Linked DNA regions of Homo sapiens: region 2 is linked to region 1. A link is an interaction called in ENCODE POLR2A ChIA-PET data of the cell type or tissue named here. Cell type or tissue: HepG2. All regions are shown on one strand.

Region 1 (2,500 bases):
AGAAATATCAAGTTCACTCATCACTTTTCACAGAGGAAGGAGACAATGAAATCTTTATTGGAAAGTTCTGTGTGTCAGGAATGCACTTCATCTTGTCGGGGAAGCGCAGCCAGGAAATATATGGCCCGATAGGAATCATCAGCACAGGAGGAAGCCCCAACCAAACACGGCGTCTCAGCAGCTTCCAGGGCTCTGTGTCCAATGGCTTCGACATTTCCATTCCTTGGTGGCTTGTTTTTGTCAGTCAGTCTGACATTCAGTGCCTTCCAGAAGCCCTTGGATGCTGAGAGAGTTGAGCCTCTTGAGTACCCTATTCCCTGCCCCACACTGAGATGGCTCCAGGTGACAGATGCCTGCCAGGCACGAGCACCTGTGGAGGGCTGGGGAGAGGGACACGTCAAAAGGAGACGCAGGCCCTGTGAAGGGAGGCCTGGGGTGATGTGATGCCACAGAGTCCTCTCGTACCTGCAATTAGCCCTGGGAGGTGGCCACCCCAGGGAGGGGTGACCGCAGTGGCAGTGACGCCCCCGCAGAGACAGAACCTGACAGCCCCGCCCCCAGCAGTTAGAGCAGCAGATCCCTCCTGGGGGTGCTGGGTGTCGCATCTCCACACCCCCTACAAAATACACAAAGTACATGCCACTAGCTCTAATGAGGCTCTTGGCAGTTTCCCAGCAATTTCCGTTTCATTCGACCTTCAGAATTTGCAGAAAGAATGCTATGAATGCACTCCTAATGAGAAGGATAGAGATCAAGGTCAAGCACCTTCATGAAGCCAGTGAGCTCGGTTTCCAGCACCCCATTCCCCTCCCCGTGATTTCCCCTTGGCTCCCCCAAAAACTCACCCTTCCCATGAGACCCTAGTCCTGCCTGTCACCAAAGAAGGATGTAAACATGAACAGCATAGGAGAAATGAAGAAAAGAATCTTCCCTAAAAGCCAGCACAACCTTGCAAGCAGATGGGAAGACCGTGCTGGGTGGGCTGGGAGCTGGCCACAGCCGGTAATTATGCTTAGTAATTAGTACATTCCTGACACACAGGATTTTCCAATAAAGATTTCACTCTCTCCTTCCCCTGTGAAAAGTGGTGGCCACCTGAACCTTCATCTTTCCTTGAAGTTCTCAATGTATGTATGTATGTATTTTTAGGGACAGAGTCTCTCTGTCCCCCAGGCTGGAGTGCAATGCTGAAATCATAGCTCACTGCAGCCTCGAACTCCTGGGTTCAAGCAATCCTCCCGCCTTGGCCTCCCAAAGCATGAGGATTATAGGTGTTAGCCACTGCACCCGGCCTAGATTTTGATTTTCCAAGGCTATCAGTTATCGGAGTAGAAACACCCTGCTCCTCCTACAAAGCTGTGATGCAGGAAGAGAAAAAAACAAAGAACCTTTTCTTCTTTTCTCTTAGACCAGCGTGCCTCACTGCAGGCCTTGCTGACACTGGAGCCCTGAAATTCCTTGTGTGGGGCCATCCCGTGCGTCATAGGACATCCAGCAGGTCCCTGGCCTCCGCCCACTAAATGCCAGTCACACCATCAAAACTGTCCCCAGACATGAGTTAAATGTCTCCTGGGAAGCAGAACTGTCCCTAGTTGAGAACCACTGCCTTAGGCTAATTATTTTCTGATGGAACATAGCTAAAAACTAATGAAAGGCAAAAATGATAATTATGGAAAACATGAACAGCATAAAAATAACCAATCTGAAGTCTAAGTTTACTTTCCAAGAATCTCATTCAAATCCTCAAAGAACTTCATGACATCCAAATGCCCTCACTCCAGGGCGGCTGCGATGCAGCTCTGGTGGCACAGGCTGCCTGGCGTCCCCTCCCCTGTGCCGTCTCTTCACATGGGAGCAGAGTACCCGTGCTCTTCTCGACACTGTCAAGAAGCAATGCCTGCTCCCCAGTTTAGAAAAATGTGTTTTGAAAAGGCAGAGGAGGTGGAGAAAAGAAAAAAGTAAGAAGAGGAGGAAACTGTTATAAACATTTCAAAGATTTCAAAGGCAAAATTATTTTCTCTTTAATAACTCATAATTACCACTATGCAGCCATAAAAAAGAATGAGTTCACGTCCTTTGCAGGGACAAGGATGAAGCTGGAAACCGTCATTCTCAGCAAACTAATGCAGGAACAGAAAACCAAACACCACATGTTCTCACTCATAAGTGGGAGTTGAACAATGAGAACACATGGACACAGGGAGGGGAACATCACACACCGGGGCCTGTCAGAAGGTGGGAGGCAAGAGGAGGAGAGCATTAGGACAAATACCTAATGCATGTGGGAATTAAAACCTAGATGACGAGTTGATAGGTGCAGCAAACCACCATGGCACATGTATATCTATGTAACAAACCTGCACGTACTGCACATGTATCCCAGAACTTAAAGTAAAATTAAATGAAGTTAAATTTAAAATTTAAAAACTCATAATTCCCATCAGTTTAATACAAGTATTTTCATTTTTGTATATTCCTATCCAGCATGGGTCCAAGTGCA
Region 2 (2,500 bases), 80 kb before region 1:
AGGGAGGGGAACAACACACACTGGGGCCTGTCAGGGGTCAGGGGGAGGGAGAACATCAGGATAAACAGCTAATGCATGCTGGACTTAATACCTAGGTGATGGGTTGATGGATGCAGCAAACCACCATAGCACACATCTACCTATGAAACCTGCACATTCTGCACATGCATCCCAGAACTTAAAATAAAAAAATTTTTAATCTGCATTTTACATACAATAAAGTTAACATCAAGTAGAGGAAGAAATTAAATATACATTTGTCTCAGGGTAGGTGGAGGGATAATTTCTAGCCTTGTCTTTGTCCCGTACCTATGAAGATAAGCTGTTAATTTACATGTTAGGGGGAAGGAGGCCACCTGGGGAGATATGTGGCCTTCTATCTTTGCAGCTATCTGTTGAGGAACAAACGGAAGGCAGTTTTTTGCATGACTCAGTTCCCAAGCTTAACTTTTCCCTTTGGCATAGTGAGTTTGGGGTCCTGAGATTTTATTTTCCTTTCCCAAATAGATGGTGGATAAATAGATAAATAGATGATGGATGGATAGATTAGATAGATGATAGAAATGATAAATAAATAGGATACATTTAAATATCTCTTTTTTCACAAAAGCCCTCCTGACTTCCGTTCCTCTTATCCCAGGGCAATGGCACAAGTTAATGGGTTCTTAGTATTCTTTGAAGGAAAGACCTTAAGAAATAGGATAGCACCAATTACACCACCATTGATGGATAGCGAGAGGGTGCTGGGTTTATTATTTACCTTCTACAAGCAACAATAGCATTTTATAAAATTGTTATTTGTGATTTGAGAAAAATTCTAAATTTAGAAGATTGATTTATACAAAAATTACTATTGCCATTTTGGTCATGTCTTTTATCTTCTTAGTGGTTTCAAACACTAGTAGAAAACTAAAAAATATATATGATTACATGAAGCACAATTCCTTTTTATTAATTTGCCTAAACATTTTTTTTAACACGAAATGTGGAAGATCTTCTCTTTGCTCCCCTTTCAGTCTAGCATGAACACCAAAGCATGGACAGCCCTGAAGATGGTCTCTTTAGGGGATCCATGAACACCTTGAAGGCTGCAGTGAAAGTTTACGTTAAGACCAAGTCATTAGCAAGTGAATTGTTGGGAATAAACGCTCAAAATCCTAAGGAGATTGAACATTCAAACAAAGAATTCTTAGCAAAGCAATTTTACTTCCGTGCAGAGGGGTGCCTCCTTGGCCAGTCACCATGAGAGCACACCCGAACAAAGAGGCATGAGAGCCTTTATTCCTGATGCAAGTCCTGCCCCGCACCCTTTCCCCATTGGCCGGGGTCGGGTCGAACAATCTGAACTAATCCTGGTTGGCTAGATATTTGAACTTTCTTTAGATAAGGTGAGCACGTAAGGGAGAGAGGGGGAAAAAAAAGAGGAAGGGGTGTCTGCAATGAGCTAGAGAGCTAGTCTCCTTTCCAAATAAGGAAAGGAATGGGAGCTGGTACTGATAAGCCTGTACTGTGGCATGTCCGGGCATGTAACAAAGGCAGAAAAGAGAAAAAGGAAAAAGGGGTGGGGGGGGGCAGGGTACTACCAATTAAAGAAGAAAGGACTGATCAGGCTGTGTGAAGGGAAACCTCATCATATTCCACAGCTTGATCTCACTCACACCAGAAGATACTATTAAAGTTGTGCCAAAAGCCTTGAGATTTAAGAAGTCTGCAGAAGGGAGGCCTGAAAATACTGGTCTCCTTTACAGTTGTAAAATTATAACCCAGGTAACAAACCTGCACACGTACCCCCTGAATCTAACATCAAAGCCAAAATGATTTAAATAAATAAATAAAACTGTAAAAATAAAGAATTTACAGTTGCTAGGGTGTAACTACAGTTTTATCCTCCCCAACAAGAGGAAGAATTCCAGGACCCAAGGAGTTAGATGGTACAAAAGGCAACCAGTCAACAAGACACCTTAGCAGTACCAGCTGACCTGTCAGGATGGTCCGTGTTGTCTCCAGGAGGCACCAATAATGAAATCACAGCCCACCCCAACCCCAAGTGAGATGCTTTCTTGCTTTGATCTCAGGACAGAGAGCAGGACAAGTACCCTAAGGTCTTCCAAGGTACATACCCTGCATTTCTTCCATTTGTGCTGCCTCCAACTATTTAAAGTCTCTATTTAAGGTGTTGCCCATAGGCCAGCATCATCAGCATCACCTGGGAGCTTATTATAAATGCAGAAACTCAAGCCAGACTGAGTTTAGCCAAACTCAGCGCAGAAGAAAAATTGCACTGGGCAGAGGTTAAACAGGGTAGGGAGACTGTATTCAAGAGTATTGCAATCAGGGCCAAGACAAGTGCAATAGAGGAGAGAGAATAAACTCCACTCTGCTGAAACAGAAGGCAGGGGACTTTGAGTGCTGGGTGAACTAGTGGAGAAGTCTTGGAGGATGTTATGGGAGAGACTGGTCAATGTGATTAGGCATCTGTGTTTGCTAATTGGAGCTTATC

The links. Peaks named below come from ENCODE experiments on the same cell type or tissue, not always from the same donor. Only the 100,000 strongest peaks of a DNase experiment are listed, where the experiment ranks them.
Region 2: POLR2A ChIA-PET joins it to region 1 with 7 read pairs; 2 of 35 experiments call an interaction of 5 or more read pairs at or near these places.

Annotation. Positions count from the first base shown.
Region 1 is chr7:152,908,818-152,911,317 of GRCh38, reverse strand. No RefSeq gene overlaps it. Among named protein-coding and RNA genes, the nearest start is that of ACTR3B, 150 kb to the right of the region's middle. In HepG2, no CTCF peak of the experiment used is centred here; DNase peaks (open chromatin) are centred at 677 and 1,427; H3K4me3 peaks cover 573 bases.
Region 2 is chr7:152,989,050-152,991,549 of GRCh38, reverse strand. No RefSeq gene overlaps it. Among named protein-coding and RNA genes, the nearest start is that of ACTR3B, 230 kb to the right of the region's middle. RefSeq lists enhancers at 689-1,682, 1,683-2,500. In HepG2, no CTCF peak of the experiment used is centred here; a DNase peak (open chromatin) is centred at 1,489.